Regions from separate parts of the Homo sapiens genome. Here region 2 is linked to region 1. A link is a loop called in an ENCODE intact Hi-C map of the cell type or tissue named here. Cell type or tissue: dorsolateral prefrontal cortex. All regions are shown on one strand. Each heading gives the region's core, and the rest is flanking DNA. Links, peaks and the distances in the headings are about the cores only.

Region 1 (9,980 bases), core at 1,283-9,282:
TCTAAAAAACAATGTATGCATTTCAGCAAAATCAAAGAGAAGTGGCTAAGAGGAAGAATATCTTTTACAGAATGGTGATTATTCCCCAAAATTTCAGGAACAGATTTGTCCAATAGGTTGTCAATTTGAAGTAGGCAGAAAATTTGCTGACATTTCCAGAAATGAGGGAAGACAGGGGTGAGGGGATTGGGTAGGAGGATAACTGTGGAATTAATAGAGGAATTCACAGGTGAAGCACCACATTATATCGGCTCTGGTTTATAGAGCACTCACCGATGTAGGATACTGTGTTTGTAAGATACTTTGCATGCACTATCTCATTGAATCCTTCAACATCCCTAAAAGGTAGACTGTATATAGGATACCATATCTGTATTTCACAGATGAGGAGTTGGGGGGCAAAGAGGTTAAGTAACTTGTCCGACATCACACAACTTTGGGACATAAACTTATGTCTTGGGGAGACAGATAAGTAAATTAACACAAACAATATGGCCTCCCAGAAGATTGCCCATAATTAAAGAAGAGGAGGAAGATATAATTCCAACTGAGTAGATTGATCAGGCAACTCTGGAAGAGGAGACAATGTGAGCCAAGTACTTGAAAGTTAAATAGGAATTCAGAAGGTGACAAAGTGAGGGAAAAATAATTCACAGAAAAGGAGGTTTCGTATGAAGAGGATTAGGTACAGGGAAATGCACAAAGTTCATAATGACTGTGGAACAGGCATTGCACATGGGTAGTAAATTGTCAAAAAAAAAAAAGCCAAAGAGATAGCACATTTCATAATAAAGACAGGCCCTGTGTACCAAATTAAAAGGAGTGAACCTCATCCTGAAGACTATGTGAACCACATTCATCATAATGAATAATTTTAAGCAAGGATATGACATGATCAGGTTGTGATTTTTTTAAAAAATCAATCAAACAGAATTTTTCATGGATTAAGAAAACTTTTCAAAATCTATCAAACAGAATTTTGGAATTCTGTACTGGAATGGGGCAAGAGGGAAAGCAGGTTCATCAGTTAGCAAGAAGTTGCTTTAGTCCATAAAATAAGTAATGTGGATCTGATTGAAGACAGTAGTAGTGGAAAGAGAGACAATGAGAGAGATTTAACAAGTTAAGGGGGTGGGGCTGAAAGGTCTCTGTGTCAGTGTATGTGGGGCTCAAGGAGATGGGAGATTCTAGGATGACTCCTGGTTTTCTGGCTTGGGTTCACACTCAGAGAGGTCATGTGCCTGAGAAATACCCAAGCCGAAGTGTAGACTAGGCAGCTGGCCTGGAGCTAAGACAAGCTGTCCATGGGGTACAGTCAGAATAGGGTACATTATAGAGACAAGAAATAGAAAGGACATGGTTCTGCAACCAAAAGATGGAAAGCTAGCTTGGATTTTAGGGAAAGAAATTGTTTTGTGGACCAGACAAATAACTTAGATTGTCCAGTGTTGATTAGCATTAGACTACAGGCAGGGAGCGCAGCTGAGTTATTGCAGGGCAGTCCAGGAAAAATAGTCCCAACCCGAATGACGTCAATGACAAGGAGGAGAAAGAGAAGGTAGCATATCTGAGAAAGATTTAAATGGCTAAACCAACACTATTTAGTGGAATTCATGAGGTCTTGGCAGAGTGTAAGATTATGCCAAGGTTTGAGTGACTAGAAAGATGATGGTCCCTTAACAAAGACAGGGAGGATGAGGAGGAACAGGTGTGTGAGACTGGGCAAAGGCGAATTTGGGCAGCATGTGGCATATCAAGTGAAATGCTGGCTGAACATACAGGGCTGGAGCTCAGGAGAGAGGGCTGGAGTCAGTAACCCTCCCCAGATGCATGAAAGAGAGTGATAGTGAGCAGAAGGGAAGGGTGCCCATGCAGAGCTCCCATGCTTTGAGGGACAGTCAAGGAGCTAATGGAAGAACACTTGTAAAGGTATTGAAAATGAGTAGGAGGAGAATAGGAGAGAGCCCCGAGAAAGAGAGGAGCAGGAAAGAATGCAGCTCCCGGTGTTTAAATGCTGTAGAGGAGTCACTTAGGATACCACAAAGGCCTGCTGCATCAGACAATAAGGAGGCTTTGGTGACCTTTGTTGGAAGAACTTTTGAGGAGTAATGAAGGCAGAACACTGAGTTCAATGGGCCTGAAGAATGAACAGGAGGTAAGGAGTGAAGACACTGGGTACAGTTGGGTAGTGAGGGCAAGGAGCAGCTGCGGTAATGAGAGATGAAGAAGAGTGTCTCCTGCCTTATTGATCCTATTTATAAACTGAAAGAAAAGTGCCAGTAAAGTAGGAGAAATCAAAACCAGAGGAAACACAGGGCGTAACTGATGGAATAAGGAGCAGAAAGGTGGTTTAGCTTCAGGAAAGAGGAGAGACATTTCACCATGACTAGAAATATTTACAGATGGGTGGGTGGGAGAATAAATATCTCAAATGAAACACAGATCTTCTTTTACACACCCCCCACCAATTTCCAAGTATTAATAATGGAACTCAGTGAGATTGATGTTTGTTTGTTTTGATTATTGATTCTGAACTCTAGCATGAATAAAATCCTGGAAACACTTCATTTTTAAGAAGAAAAATGCATACTGAAAGTGATTTTAAAATCACCCAGCTGACAACAGTTAGCTTAGGTTTGAAATGACTAATATTATTAGTGAACTCTTTCAAGAGATATTCTTTCAGGAGAATCTTTCTCCTCTTTAAAATCCTCACAAACGAAGATACAGTCAATCCTACATTATCCATATAACAGATTAAAATGCTGAAATGACTTCCCTGGCCAGCCAGTGTGCCTCTGGGCTGTCGCTTCCTGACATCCTTTAGTGTGGGCTTAGGGAATAAAAGCCAACATAATAGCATATGAAAAAAATTAATTGGGACCCTAAAATGGCTACTGCAGATCTTATGATGCATTTCAAAGCCAAATATGAATGTTATTTGGCAAATATGATATTCTGGATTACCCATGCCAGATAGCAAATACTCTTGATTAGAACAAATAATTACTAGTTGGCTATGATTTAATAGGTCTGATACATTTCCACCCTTTTTGATCATTTTCGCTGATTAAAAATAATCCAAAAGATTAAACCACTTGTAATATGTTTTCCAAACTTTGTACTTTAACTTTCTCCAAACACAAAAGCCTCAGCTCTAGTGAACTATGGAACAGCACTCAGTGCATTTGATTATGAGTATATTAAATATATATGTTGGTACAATCATTTGTCTTCTCTAATGTGGGAAAAAATGGTTCAGTGTTGAAGAAAAATGAACATGAGTTATAACTTCTCCTCAATCTTGAGGAGAAGTTATTGTCTTCAGAACACCCACTATATATTATGTATTTGGGTGATACTCTTAATTTAATAATTAAAATTATAATAATACATTGTTTAGAAGAGATAACCTCCTATAAGTCATTGTAGTATTACTTAATTAAAAATGATAATCTATTATAATACTGTAAAATATGTGAGCTCCTCAGTGTCAAATTTAATCCCCGAAGAAAGTATTTTTAACAAAAAAATGTATTCAGTGGGCAAAACTAATGAAAGGCTGGTAGTATATTTTTCCTACTATAACATAAATTTTAATATTTAAAAAGCAGAGAAAAATTACTTAATGGAGGCACCTTTCAATCCCTCAGTACATAATGAACTCCCACGATGTGAAGGGAGGGAGGGTATAAGGCATAAAATCAGTATAAGGTGTGATCCCTCTGCTCGAAAGCCCCACAGTGTAACTGGAGGTGGTGAGACATTTTCCAACTACATTAAACCATGTGCAGAATGATGCAAAAACAGCACTCAGATACCTTCAGCCCTGATGTAGGTATTTCAAGAATCTAGTGCTTCTCAGAATTGAAAGTGGAAACATAGTTTCTTACTGAAATTGCCATTGGTACAAAAAAAAAAAAAAAAAGGAACAAAATCACCCAGAATTCTCCTTAACTCCCTAGTGAGAGAATAGCATTTTTTAAACCTTTGTACCTTAACTGAAGAGAGAAAATAACTAATTTTCACTGTAGCCCACTTAGTGTAAAATTTAACGAAGACAAGGGATGCTGAGTAAACATCAGTTACAGAGAAGGAGATTTAGGGCAGGACCCTTTCTCCCTCCTGTTCCCTTTATGTTCCTCCTTGGCTTCTGAGTGAAGAATAGTAAGAATTTGGGCTTTGCTTTACTCGATGATCCACATGTGCACGCTGTAAACAGAACAATGCCTTCAATCTGAGGAAATGATCTTTCATGCTGTAAAAACAGAAAACAAAACAAATGCAACAGACCCCCCCCTTCTCTGTTTCCCTTACAATGATAAAATGCTCTACCTATCGCCCTTGCGTCCCAGCCTCTCACATCCCAGCAGCACGCCTCCTCTTGCAGGTCACGTCTTTCACATAAAAGTGCTAAACTAATGCCGCTTAATGACAAATTAATGTCCATGAATAAAAAATACACCTCTAATAGCATAGAGTAATTTGCCATTACAATATCATCATTGGACATGCCCCTGGTTTAATACGATGTATTTAATTCATAACCTAATGAGTGATATATAAAAAGAGGGAGATGAACCCTGCAATTACATTTATGTGAGTCTGTCACCTTATTTGTAAAACCTTAGAGTCATTTACATTCAAATTAGAACAAATGAGTGATTTCACAAAGTGTGCTGATAAATGACCACAGCAGCCCAAGACAAAACTGTATTTCCTGTGAACACATTAACAGTTTCCTATTATTTGTTAAAAATTACAGTGCATATTGCCCAGTGTGGTGTGAATAATGACTTTTTTACTGATTAGGTCAGAAGACTAATATGTAGCAAAATAAATAATTTTTCTTTTCATTATTTTTTCTGATTTTTGCTTTAAATTAACTACTGAATTCTGGTGGATTCACACTGCCACCTGCTGTCTAGCAATAGATATTAAACCTATATTCCTATCAAAAAGGGAGTTGCGTATTCAGTACTTTGGTGGTTTTATTTGAAAAGTCTACATGATGGTTCTGTTTATCAATACATTTAAATTGCATATTATTAAAAAGACAATGATACTTGGTGCACATAAAGAATGGTTGTTAATAAAACAATATAATATGCTTGGGCAAGGTGATACAAAATGTATAAACTTTTTTTTTTCTTTTTTGGAAAGGTAACGGCAAAAAAGAGACATCTTCATCAAAGCTTCTGATGCATCACTTGCAGGAGATGTAACACAAAATTCAGTTGCCAATATTCCTGATCTTATGGCATTGTGCATCAGCAGAGGTGATGGTGTGTGTATGTGTGTGTGTGTGTGTGTGTGTGTCTGTATGAAGTTTTCCCCATTCCTACCCCTTGGTACAATCTAAAGGGGACTGAGAGGCTCTGCCCGCCACTGAGGATATCTACCAATGAATCTTCTCCCCTAATGGCAAGTCCCAATATGAAAACTCTGCCTTAGGGCCCAGAACAAAGCAGGCTAGGAAAGGCACAGTGGCTGGAGATGAAGCCAGGGAGGAACAGGCCTGGCCTTGAAGATGAGGCTAAAGACTTTTGTGGGAGAAATAATGCACCTGAATGATGATCAGGGTAGCTAATGAAAGTTTTCAAGCCAGATCAACATCCTAGTTCTGAATTTAAGTTTCTCCATCTGTAAAAAGAAAACAACACCCACCAGTGTTAAGGGGTGACTTAGCAGTGGAAATGGGAGTCCCTGCAAAACACTCAGCATGGATAGGCCCTCAATATATGTGGTTCCCTTTCTTGGGAAAGATAGTGATGGTCTGGGGGCCATGGGTTACCACAGATTGAGGCTAGAAACAAGCAGACTGCTCAGGAGGGTACTGTAACCTATAGACAAGATTAATGGGAGCCTAAAGAAAGGCACCCCCCCATCAATTAGCATTAAATACATTGCCCAGCTTTCCTTTTTCCCACACACATGCTTTGAGAACCTGTGAGAAGGCTAATTAGGGGGCTAATTAAATAGCTGTCCTCATTGACACAGAGGAGCACTGCTCCTGCCATGTGGGGTTCCTTTTCTCAGCAGCCTGCCAGAGGAAATGAAAGAGAAAGGAGCCCACACAGTGCCAGGTATCCCTTTCCTTTTCAGGAGGGCAGCAGCACCATTTACATGTTCACAGGAACTGCAGGATGGTGAGGCTCAGGGAGCTTCCACCAACGGTTTCCCTTGGAGCTGCTTTGTAGTGAGCACTGGAGGGCAATGGTATATTTGAGCCGGTCTGCCCTTCACTCCTCTGGCAGAGAAACCAAAGAAAGAATGGCATTTTAAGAACAACAAAACAATACCAGACATCTTAGTGAAGAGAGCGGTTTCAAAAACTCCTAGTTGACAAAGTACCACACAAAGATAGAGAATATATCAGCATTGATTGAAGGGGCACAATTCCTGGGTACATTTTAAGCACTGGGAATTTTTCACATTAATAAAATATTATTTTTATATACTCAATGAAATAGTCCCACATTAAATTAAAAATCAGTTGAACAATATTACCAAAACACAGCAAATAGATATAGCTATGGAGACTATATCAAAATATAAAAGTAGATTGAATTGACCCAGTCTGTGATTTTTATAATCCTAAGAGAGAAGCAGGGTATATATATTTTTTAAAGGCTGAAATAAGGAAGGTTTCTACGTCGACATGATTTTGATACTCATATAGTCAAAATTTCCTTCTACAAGTTTGACATCTTGCAATAATCACAGATAAAAAGAAAAAGTAAAGTTACATGACAAAATGAAAACATTTGTGAAAAGTCAGTGAAAATTTCAACCACTATTCAAGAAGCCTGAATAATAACGGTCCACAAGCATGTATGCATGCTACACTTTTACCTCAGCACAATAATGAAATGCAGAAGTTAAATTCCAAAGTATACAAGTCACTTAGTATCTCAACAGATCACCCATCTGATGGGATAGAGGAAAATACCCATGGACCTTTAATGTTCATCTGGAATTCTCACTTACAGAAAATTATAGGCTTAGGTATACCCACACACCCCTGCATATACACACCATTTATAATGTACATCATGATAACTAACGCTCTAACCAAACTGTGTCAGCATGCATCACTGATTACTATCTGCCATGGGGAAAGTGAATCAGGTGATGATGCGTAAAGCCCAAGTTGCAATATTTGATGTAGAAATGTCAAATAAAAGTAATTTTAATTTCACAAGTCAAACACACACTTTTGAAGTCTTATAACCTTTCTACATGATTCCCATTTGCTACAGGCAGAAAGGGATTAAAAATAGCTTTCCTATACCACGTAACAATATTGAGAGGAAAAGAAAGGAAAATAAGGTAAAAAAAAATCATTAACCATTTACTGTTAGATTAAATGTGCTCAAATAATCATAAGAATTCCATAAACTGTATTTGAATTTTCCTCAGGTGAACATGGCTGACCTTCCTCACACTGTCTCCCTGGGAAGTGCTGGTTCCTATTTTCCAGGGTTGCTGGGAAGATTAAATAAGATGCTAGATGAGAAAGAGCTTTGTAAACTACCTAAGAGGTAACAGAAGTCAATGATAAAAGTATACATTTAAAATTACAGAAAGTGATTTAAAAGGAAAATAAAGTAATTGGGCAGGAAAACAAAACTTTTCTGCTCACTAATATCATGTCATATGCACAAAGATAGTGGAATTAAATTGTGTGATGAATTTATTATTTCTTCAAATTAATTTTTTAATGCTATAATAAATGCAAGTGAAGGTGACACCAGTGGGGGAAGTGGGAGGATCCTAAAATTGCAAATTAGTTAGTAACACTCTATAAAGTCCAAGAGACTCATAGCCATGCTGTCTGCCTAAGATGCCCCACAGACTCCTACCTAACAAGAAGTTTTCATCCAACCAAGAAATGGTCTTTGGAATCAGAACGTCCTACCAGCCATATTGCCTCAGACAAGTTGGATATATTTTGAGTCTCTGATGTTTTAGATCTATAAAAATGGGCAAAGTTATTGTGAGGACTGAATGTGAAACAACTGTGAACACACAGTCAGTGCTTGGTGTTCGGGGGTTTTCTCTCCCTCCTTCTCATGGGGCCTTTCCTGACCAGCAAATCAGGGAGGAATACGCACATTACTCATCCCTTCTCCGGCATTTACTGCCTGGGAAGTTCACATGGTAATTAATTACATAGGACTTTGTGATTTACTAGATACTGTTACTGAAATCTTCAATGACTATTAGACTTTTCTTGCATTTGTGATTATTTCCATAACCAGACAATATTGCTTCGGACTAGGACTCCTTTTAGCGACACCTCCCCCGGCTCCTGCAGGGAACCCTGTGCATGGTCACTGAGTTGATCGGCTGCTCAATGGTCGTGGGGACCTAAGGTGGGCAGGACAGTGGAGGAAGACTCCTGCTTCTGTGATTGGATGCAAGAGCTGCAGCCGCCCTCCTAGGAACTTCTCAGCTTGTGTCCTGGAGAAACTCTACTACCACAGCCCACACCCCACCCCCACTTTACCTGTCATTCAGCTCCAGTTGTTGGGGGCCAGCTTATGACTGTGGGGAAAGGAATGTGAAGGGTGTATGAGCAGGATGCAAGCTCACATACCTGGATGAGATAGTGGGAGCATAAATTGAGAAGCTCCAACAGCTGTAGGTGACTGCCCGCTGCTAGCACATCCTGGATCACACCTGGCTCCAGCAAAATCTGTTTTGTTTGTTAACAAAAATAAAACTATCAGTTACACTTAAAAATATAATGCTGCTTAATATGTAGATATACCATAGTATATTTAAATTGCTGCTTTACGTACTCTATTTCAATTAACACTGTTCCTTTTTATGGAAGTCAGTTCTTCTCTTCCTGTTCTGATTAATGAGCTGTGGCCCTTACTCTAACAGCCAATTTTTCTCTTTACTGCATGTGCTGATACCATTTGTGTGTGTGAAGCTCTGCACTTAACCACTTATTTTTTTGTAGAAGGGTATAAACATTTTCAAAGAAAAACATAACCCTCTTAAAATTCAGTTTGTGATATAATCTTATAAAATGCAAAAGAACTGAGTTTTAGTTTTTCAAAGTATATTTCAGAATTTTGCTCTTTAGTAGACCACAGAAACAGGTATTTTAGGGAAAGGGGCATATGTTTCTCCTTGCCATATAAGACCAGAGGTGGATATTAGTCCATTTTACTTCTAAGTCCTACAACAGTAAGCTTCATACGCAAACTTCCATTTTCCTCTTTCTCAGTCTCAGATTCTCTTATCCTTTCTATTTAAAATAAAGGAGGTTCAACTAGCATTTTCAGAATACAAAGACATCACATAGAGGTAATGCCTCCCAAGTATCCTGGTGATACCAATTTTTCACTTTGTTAAGTCCAATTATCTACCTACTGCTGCCAGCTCTTGAGCAGCTGATCAGGGCTGGAAAAAAGGCACACGACCATGTTGACAAAATTCACATGAATTACTGCCAGGTGCAAGGAGGCCTTTAGTGATGCCCCAGCCCTCCATTCTAACCCATTTCCCCAGCCCAGTGCTTCCTGAATCTGGTCTCTGGACCAGCAGCATTGGCATCACCTAGGAACTTATTAAACTGCAAACTCTTGGGAGCCTCCCAGACATACTGAATCAGTAAGTTTCAGGGTGAGGCAACTAGTGTTTTTAACAAGTGTCCTGAGTGGCTCTGATGCACAGGGAGGCACTAGTCAATTCACCCCTCCACTCTACTACTTCAGCACGCTCCTTTCTCAAGCCTCCAACTCCTTCTCTGCCACTGGATTTTCACTTCATGATCTTTGAAAACCTCTTACCACCAAATCTACCAACCTATCTACCTACATCTGTATCAGTACCTTTTGCTCTCCCCAACAGTCCACTTGTGTGCTTGATCCCAACCCCTTCTGCCTGCAATTCTCCCCTCTTGTTCCTGCATCACTATAGGTTCTCTTTCTACTGGATGGTAGGTTTGAAAACCTCAGGGT
Region 2 (9,980 bases), core at 1,015-9,014, 330 kb before region 1:
GGTAACCAAAGTGACAGCCTGTGAGATAGAGGGACCAAACACAGAAAGATTTTTAAAACTGGAAATACAGTTTACATTATATTTGTTGTGCACATATATTGACTACTTCTTGTCAGTGAGAGGAGCATTTATCTAAATTATGGGTTAGCCAACCTTTTCCGGTCAAGAAAGAGGAACACACTACATGGTGCAGTAACACCAGTGCCACCACCACCCAGCACAGGCATTGTACCTTACAGTCTACAGAGTACTTTTAAACTCACACACTCTCTGTATCTTTGTGCTCATAAGACATGCTCTGTGAAATAGTTAATAGATATCACCCTTACCCTCATTATGCAGATGAGAAAAATAGGCTCAAAAACACTAGTTTATCCAAGAAACCAACATAACGTGAGAAAATAATTTTGCTTATGTTTCTATACCACATTCTGAAGTCCCATTGGCCTGACCTGGCCTGTTTCACACTGACACTCATTGTAACTTAGCTGTTCTGCAAGTTGAGACCACACCATCTTCCAAGGTGCACACTACCTCTACACAGCACAGTGATGTAGGTAAACAATTGGTTCCACTACTTTTTTTTTTCCAGTGTCAGAGTCATAGCTCACTGCATCCTTGAACTGTTGTGCTCAAGCGATCCTCCCACCCCAGCCTCCCAAGCAGATAGAATTACAGGCACAAGCTACCACGCCCAGCCCCACTACTTTGTGATTAAGAGTAACCTTTCACAGATTATTTTGAATTCCAGTTCCCACAGCTTATAATAACAAGCTTGCCAATGGCTTTGAAAATTAAATGAAATTCTGTTTAAAAATTGTGCTGCCAATTATGAAATGCTACAGAAAATTTCACCCATTCAGTTGGTCAGCTACAAATATTTAAGTGTCTTCTGTGTGTCAGGTACCGCAAATATAATCATGAGCAAAACAAATATAGTTTCTCCCCTCCTGATGCTGAATTATGGTTACTAGTCTGAATGATGATTATTAGTGATCTTAGGCTGATTGGTGTACTTAAAACAGAAATCTGTAATAAAGTAGCATTTTCATAAAAGCAAGTCCAGAAGCAAATTGAGTAACACAAACAGCATAAAATGTGAGAAGATATTTTCATATATTTAATATAATAGCTTGATGATTATAGACTGTGTCTTGTTTAAGATGCATGGCAACGGAAGCACAGCCATGTACAGAATAACGACATTTTGGTAAATGATGGACAGCATATGAGACAGTGGTCCCATAAGATTATAATACATATTTTTACTGTACCTTTTCTATGTTTAGATACACAAATACTTACCATTGTGTTACAATCACATACAGTATTAAGTACAGTAACATGCTGTACAGGTTTATAGCCTAGTAGTAACAGGCCAGACCATATAGCCTAGGTGTGTAGTAGGCTATGCCATCTAGGTTTGTGTAACTATACCCTGTGATGTCCGCACAATGACAGAATTGCCTAAGGACACATTTCTTAGAATATATACTGACATTAAGTGACACATCACTATATGTGAACAATCTGGAAACAATTCATAGATAAGCTACAGATATGGTTAATTGGTTAGAAAATAATATCTATAGAACAAGTTTAAAGGACCAAATTTGTTATCCTAAAAGACAGAAAAAAATCAAAAGAAGCTTAGTAAGAGTTGTCAGGTTAATTCAGTTATGTAACTTCTGCTTCTTTCCGTCTCCACTGAGGACAAGTGCTCAAATTGAAGCATAAAGGTAGTCAGATTTGTGGCGGGAAGGTCCTACTGTAAGACTTTTTAAATAATTGATTGCCAAAAAAGAGAAAATTTTATTTCCTTAATTCTTTGAATAAGAAGTGACATTCTTTTGTGTCTGAAATTGTGTGGATATGTGAAAATAAACTCTAATTTTTCAAAATCCAGAAATCCCTGCTACTTTTATTTGGTGTTCATTTCCCTATAGTTATGTAAAAGGATCTACTATCTCTCATTTAAATTTATTCTGAAAGAGTGGGACAGAGAAAGAGGAGCTGAATTTAACAATTGTCTTCATTTTTATGAAAGAACACCACATGGAAATTAGAACAATTGTTCTACATGTCCTTAGAGGCCAACGCCACAAGGAATTGGCTTAAATGAGAACATGGAAGATTTGGGTTAGACAATTCCTAAGTACTAGGCAGAGAAGAGTAGAGCGGGTCAGCAAGCATATGTTTAACATTAGTAGGGTTGGACGACTGGGAACAGAAGTACCAAGTGGGTTCTATCTTGAATGGAGACATCTGCTATTCTAAAAATATAACTTTTTAAGGTCCAACTTAAATCTGCTTTTGAGTAGATTTTCTACAGTGTCAACTCAGTATCGTGGATTTAATTTTTCCTTCTTTTTTTTTATTCTTCCAGAAAATAGAAATATCGGTAAATTTCTCTCGGATTCCACCTACTAACCATCAGAGAAATCTACTATTTTATTACTATGGTATATGATAAGACACTTTAAATATTAAAACTAAATCTATTATGTATCCATAATGTCTACCTCAGCAGTTTTTGGACAATTGTTACGTAGAAATTTCATTTAGATTCTATTTATTTATATCCCACCTCTTTTAAAAACTGATTTGAGATAGTTTTCAACAAGATGTCATAATAAGGTTAAAAAACAGATATTAAAAAGTTAAGAAAAAGACAACTCAAGTGTCTGCTTTCTAAGTTGTTGTGCTTGACCTTTAAACCTGGCTCCTGGCACCCAGAGCATAAAGAGAAATGCAATATAATAAAGACTATTATAGTTCACAGTGAAGAAGCATTCCAGTTTCTAAGGGAGAAAAGCTTCTTATAACACTAGATTACTGATTTCAACTTTTCTGAAAATAATATGAATATATATACACCGAAGATAAATCAGAGAGTATAAAAATATGAAACATACTTTTTAAAAAAAAAATCAGAAATCCTGCCCTCAGAAACAGCCATTTTTATCACTTCAGTGTATTTCCTTCCTATCTCTTTTCTGTGCATTCTACCTACTTTAGTTCCAAGTATATAATTTTGAGATTTGTTTGATTTGCTTAACATGAACCTTTTTAATGATTACATAATGTTTAATTACATGGACATAGTAAACAAATCATTACTTTAATGTAAACTCTTCAGATCATTCATAAATTTTTACCATTATAAATGGTATTTTATTGACCATCTTTGTATAGAAACGTTTATCTGCAACTCTGACAATTTCCTTTAAAAAATATTTCTAAAATTGAAGCTACTTGATCAATGGCTATAAACATTTTAAAGATCCTGCTGTTAGAGACAATCCTTGGAGTGATACGTATGCTGCTATATAAAAGAATGAGGAAGATCACTATGAACTGATATGGAATAACTTCCACAACATTTTGGTAGATTTAAAAAACAAGGTGCAGGCCGGGCGCGGCGGCTCACACCTGTAATCCCAGCACTTTGGGAGTCCAAGGCAGGTGGATCACCTGAGGTCAGGAGTTTGAGACCAGCCTGGCCACCATGATGAAACTCTGTCTCTACTAAAAAAATACAAAAATTAGCTGGGCATGGTAGCAGGCACCTGTAATCCAAGCTACTCAGGAGGCCGAGGCAGGAGAATCACTTGAACCCAGGAGGTGGAGGTTGCAGTGAGCCGAGATTGTGCCAGTGCACTCCAGCCTGGATGACAAGAGTGAAACTCCGTCTCAAAAAAAAAGGAAGCAAGATCACATATGTGCATTTTTCTTATTTTTCTTTCTTTGTTACCTTGAAGGAGTCATCTTGAAGGGGCTTCTACTGGCCAAATCTGGGACAATGAGTACAGTAATGAATTATAAGTCATTTTAAAAAATTGGAATTAATGAGTCTATACAGACAAATAAGAAAGAAGGGAGGCAATTTGCTTACAATAGAATGCTTAGGGCCAGGTGATAAATGTAAAGGGGGTACTGGAGTTGAAAATCAGCATTCTACAACCATCACAGTAAAGATAGGAACTAACAAAATGATCAATAGGTACTAGGTTACAGGAGAATTTTATAAAGAGTAGAATATTTTTATGTTCTTAAAGTGTTTCTACACGGGAAAAAAAATAATTACATAATGAAGAAATCAGACCACTTTTGACCAGGTAAATGAAATGAACATTGTCAAGGAAGGGCAGATGGACATCATGTGCTTCCAGATGTGATACTTTGAGAAAGCCACAACATCACATAAAAAGCATTTCAACAAAGAATGTATAATCAGAATCTAATGAGGAACATTAGACAAACACAACATGTAGAATCATGTATTAAAGAAAAAGAAAGCAGCTATACTCTTCAAAGAAGTCAAAGTCATAAAAGACAAACTAGGGCTGCAGGACAGTTCTAGATTAAACGAGGATGAGGAGACATGACAACTAAATGCAACAGCTGATCTTAGACTGGATCTTGTACTGAAGGGGAATAAATCAATATAAAAGACTATTGAGTCAACTGACAAAATTATTAAATGAATGGTAGATTAGATAGTAAACATCATTGCATTAATGTTAAATTCATCAAAGCCAATAACAGTACTGTGGATATGTAAGAGAATATCCCTATTCTTAGGAAATACATACAGAAGTGTTGAGGTCACGATTTTTGTATCTTAGCTTCAAATGGTCTGCAAGGTAATTATAAAGCAAATGGGTTAGAATATTAATAATAGATCTAGGTAAAAGTCATGCAGGTGTTCTTTGTACTAATTATATTCTTGTAACTTTTTTTAAGTTTGAAATTATTCACAAGTAAAAAGTTTAAAAATTAAAATAAAATGATTTTTCCAATTTGCTCACCCACCAATAATAATTATTGAAGATACTTCCTTCATTTCTTCCTTATAGCACAATATTATTGTTTTTTGTAATCTGCTATTTTGACAGGGAGAAATAGTATCCAAATGTTCATTTATTTGTTACTTAATGAGGTTGAAATATGTCCATATATTAGCAATTTATATTTTTCTTATTTGTAAATTATTTTTTGTTTGTAAATTATTTTTTTATTTCTAGGAATTATTAAAAGACTGTTCTTTCAAATAAGCTACATTGAATCATGAATATGGTGAACAAAATCTTCAACTACATTTTTATAGAAAATTCAGAATTGAATGTTACAAGGCTTCTTCCTTCAATAAATTTAATAATGTTGAAGTATGATTGACAGGAGGTCAAAGTACATAGTTCCCTTCCAGAGAACTTCAGTTTTCATTCCTTTAAAATACCCATGCACTACAGGTAGATTGCCACTAGGTGGGAGTAGTGCTCAGTGAAGCAGTGTAAGCAGCCAGAGCACCTCGATGTGTTGATATCCAAGCATTCATTCATTCAACAAATCTAGAAGTCTCTTTTCTAGGCTGCTGGTTCTTTGCACCCAATTCCTCACAGATTTAAAAGCATGTATTATCAGTATTTTAGTCAGAGATAATTTCTTTCTTAAAAATTATTTCAAAAAGAAATGTAATTATTATGTGAACAAGTATCAATACACTTTAAATTTTTAAAAGAAATTAGAATTCTATGATACATGATTGATATCTTACCTCACTACATATTAGCTGTCCAATTAGCAGTTTACTCTAACTCTACAGACCCCAAAATGGAATTTACTATATTTCACCCTGGACTCTTTAATCTAAGATCAATTTCCCCCTAGTTGGATTAGTCATCCCTCTGATTCTCTCAGTTTAAGAAACAGATCTCAAAGCAAAAGAGGTGGCCTACACCTCTCTAATGGTTCCACTAATGCTGTTCATCTCACACTCCTCAAATCTACTTTCAGGTAACAAGGCACCAAAAACATAAGAAAAGCATTTATGGCCAAGGAAGTACCCTTCTTCCTTTCTGGACTGGTCCCTCTTTCTCCCACTCAAAAGGAACCATTTATCTAATTTTTATACATAAAATGTTTACTTCGATTTTCTTTATGACATTGCTCCTTCCATCAATAACTTCTTCATTTAAATATAAATAAAATTAGCTACTAATGAACAGATCTAGTACTTGTACCATTCAGCAACAGGACACTTTTTAACAAGACAAAGAAATTCAACACTTAAACAACTAGAGTGAATAACAAGAGGTTTAGAAAGTGGCAAAAAATTACCTCATCATACCTTGTGTTATCCGCATTTTAATATAAGTAGACCAAAAAAGTGTCATGAGACTTTAGGGAAATATAAATAACAATTTTCAATTAACACTTTTGATTCTGAATCAAACAGCAAGCAACCTGTGATTTTCCTTACTGAGAGGTTTCCTTTTGAAAATTATCTCCACTCACCTTTATGTCTTTGTGTGTTCTGCCTGTGTGACATATATTTAAAAATCAGTATCTATACAATGAATGGGATTCAGATTTACTATTTTCTATTTTGTACAACACATGTCTGCAACAAAACATTATTTGCCTATATATGTGTATGAGTTAATAATGAGTTCTCAGGACGCTTGACTTCCTTAACCTACTTCTGCTCCTCTATGTCATTTTCCCTCCCCATCTCTTGCTCCCACATCCATTTCCCTCCTCCCTTCTAAGCCTCTATTCTCAGTTGTCTCTCCTCAACCTTCTGCTCTGAGCCTAAGACCTCATTATCTCTGCCCCAAACATTTGATAATCTCCTAACTCCCTTCCTTCTATGATCTCATCCCACAAATCTAAACTTAACTTCACAGAAACCTGGCCCTATCACTCAAAAGTCCTCAGAATTCCCATCACTTAGAAATAAAGCCTAGATTCCTTAGAAGGAAATAAGGTTCTTTGTTTTCTGATCTCTACCTTCCTCTGAATAGTGTCTTCCACCTGCAATTTAAAATCCAGCAATTCCTAATTAACCCAAGTTCTCTAATCATATGATTCATCCTTTCACATCTCTAGAACTTTGCATGAAATTTTTTCTTGTCTGGAATGCTTTTGACCTCACACTCCACAGCCTTTTGGCAAACCTTTATTCATTCTTCAAAGCTCAATTCATTTGCTTTCTCCCTGAAGTCTTCCTTATCCCCCCGCCCTGACCCAGCTTTCCTTCCTTTCGTCCTTCTGCTTTCTTTAATATCTTATCATTACTAAAATATTTACAGATTAAATTAGCCCTTCCATTTCCTTAATTATATTTTATGCATGGAGGAGTCATGAAAAGATAGACATTTAGTAATATCAGTCCCCCAGGAAAATTTTTCAAAACTTTTAAAGCTATGTATAAAAATAGTGGCTGGGTGTAGCGGCTCAACCTGTAATCCCAGCACTTTGGTAGGCTGAAGAGGGAGTATTGCTTGAAGCCAGGAGTTCAAGACCAGCCTGAGCAACGAAGTGAGACCCCTATCTCTATGAAAAATAAAAAATAGCTGGGCATGGTGACACATGCCTGTGGTCCCAGCTACTCGAGAGGCTAAGGCAGGAGGATCACTTGAGTCCACAAGTTTGAGGCTGCAGTTAGTTATAATCACTCTATTGCACTTCAGCTTTGGTGAATATAAATATATTAATATGTAATAAATATAGTAATATATTTATTATATTTATATCGATAGATAAACATGTATTTATGTATGTAGATCTTTTAACTATATATGTAGTATATAAATACATATAATATATGAATTTTTATATATATATACATAAATATATAAATATATATAGACTATATATATAGTCAAAAGATCTACATACAAGTGCACTTTGATAAATTTTGCATATTTATAAAATATTTAGGGAAAATGTTGATTAGACGATTTATTTCAACATAACATTAAAATCTATGTCCAAAATGCAATTCCTATAGGTAAAACAAATCAAAAAAGCCTCTATAGTTCCCCAGATCTGCTAATTCTCATTTAAAACATTTAATACAAGATGTCCTATGATAGGAAGATTCTATTCAAGATTACAGTACCTTCTATTCATATGCATAAAATAGGATGTGCAAAAATGAATAAAGAATGCAATGAGCATATGTTTATGTATCATCAGATCAAAATAAAACATTACCTATATAGTGGGAGTCCTACCCAGGGCCCATTCATTGACCATACTTCTCTCTCCCATCAAAATGACCACTGTGCTGAACTAGTTTGTTTCATGCTTTTTAAAATAGTGGGTGTGTTTGTGTGTGTGTGTATGTATGTGTGGGTTTCACATGAACATACGATCTAAGCAAGTAAGTGTTTTACTAGGGCTGCTTTTTTGATGCTATTTTTTAACGGTTTTAAAAAAGAAAACACAAAGAAACCTATGTGCCTGTCATAGCTCTAGAAATTGAGGTATAGATGGAAGTCACTGAATCTAATATGTAAACAAAGACAGCAATACTTGCTGCATTCATTAAATCCACCATCTTTTTCTTTTCTTTTCTTTTCTTTCTTATGCAGACATTCTGCTAGGTGCCCAGAAGACAGAGTGGAACAAGACAGGGCTTGCTCCACTGGAGCTCACAATCTGACAGAACATATATAAACATATAATTATAATACAGTATGATGTGGGAAGGCCAGGATTAGAGATAAAGGATGGATAGAGGATGGAAAAACGGACTACGAGGATGTAGCAGGAAATGCTCCCTGAGGAAAGCAAAATCTTGGCTTAGTCCTTACAAGTTAGAAAATTTCCAAATCCAATAAACAAGAAGGCTAGTAAAGGAGAAATAAAGGTAATTAAAGCCTATTAACTTTCTGATTGAAGTTCAAAATTCTTTTACTAACACAGTTGAAATTTGAGTCCTAAAAGTTTTCTGAAATGAGTGTCTCTCAATTTTAGATCCAAATTAACTACTTGTAAATTAGAACCCATTCACCTTTATCCTTAGGTGCTTATATATATGTAAGTCTGATACACTTGAGTACATAAAGTTCTATATCTGTAATTGGGGACATAAAATACTCAACAGTCTCACAAGTAGTACAAAATATTTAACTCAGAAACCCACCAGCTGCCAATACAACCTGTAGAAACAATAACTGAAAAAAAAAAGAAACAAAAACTGGCATAGAAGATCATTCCAATAAGAAGACCCAACCTTCTCCTGTAGAAATAGGGCCAGTTTCCAGCCCCTCCCTGGAACTAGACCAGACTATAACAAGGAGGTTTGAACAGCACCAAGGGTCTAGCCTAGGCTTCATCCACAGAAGCCCTAGCATACTGTGTATAACCTGTGTCCAGTCCTGAGCTTGGGATCATCAGACAGCCCTAAAAGAAAGCTAGGTTCCCAGTGACCTTCCAAAGCAAAAGTGGTCCATGCTGAATCTTCTCCACCCTTCAACTCCACATCCTTCAGAACCGCTCTTCTCTTCAGGTTATCCTGTGTCACAAACCAGAAATCTCAGACTCATCAAATTGTTCCATACCCATTTGCCTCACTCATGAATTCCTAAATGCATTATATTACACAAAACACACAATTGTGTATGTGTGTGTGTGTGTGTGTAATTGCCCTCAATGTAATATATTTTATTCTTACCTTGATGTTGACATAAACTCCTGGAATCAGAAAATAAACCTAAAGTATGAGCCCAGCTTACCAAAAGGGACCTCAATGGCAATCTTCAAAGATGAAAATACAAAATATACATATTACCACTGCCTCAAACCATTAATCAATGATCCATTGATAAGTAAGAGTTTTGATCATGTTTGGATTTATAAGTTTCTATAGCAGTGAATGAGGTCCGAAATTATAAATCCCTGCCTTTATTCCTGCCTCTTGCAATCCTTTTTTTTTTTTTGAGACGGAGTCTTGCTCTGTCACCAGGCTGGAGTTCAGTGGCACAATCTAGGCTCACTGCAACCTCTGCCTCCCAGGTTCAAGTGACTCTCCTGCCTCAGCCCCCCGAGTAGCAGGGACTACAGGCACCTGCCACTATGCCCGTTCACACTTTAGAATTAAAGTATTCTTTATAATATTTAAGAATGATCAGTTGGCTCTATTTCATGACCTTGAAACAGTGTCCAAATTCCGTAGTTATAAACCTTTT

The links. Peaks named below come from ENCODE experiments on the same cell type or tissue, not always from the same donor. Only the 100,000 strongest peaks of a DNase experiment are listed, where the experiment ranks them.
Region 2: it touches region 1 in a loop (16-fold over the local background); 63 of 110 quality-filtered maps call a loop at or near these places.

Annotation. Positions count from the first base shown.
Region 1 is chr6:97,063,349-97,073,328 of GRCh38, reverse strand. It overlaps KLHL32 (kelch like family member 32), which reads right to left. Exons shown (of 11, transcript NM_052904.4): 5 at 8,603-8,701. Among named protein-coding and RNA genes, the nearest start is that of KLHL32, 140 kb to the right of the region's middle. In dorsolateral prefrontal cortex, for the core only: CTCF peaks have their summits at 4,880 (motif pointing left) and 4,896 (motif pointing left); no DNase peak of the experiment used is centred there; H3K27ac peaks cover 1,542 bases.
Region 2 is chr6:97,389,623-97,399,602 of GRCh38, reverse strand. All of the region lies in intron 1 of LOC101927314 (a long non-coding RNA gene), which reads right to left. Among named protein-coding and RNA genes, the nearest start is that of MMS22L, 110 kb to the right of the region's middle. In dorsolateral prefrontal cortex, for the core only: CTCF peaks have their summits at 5,060 and 5,259 (motif pointing right); a DNase peak (open chromatin) is centred at 5,292.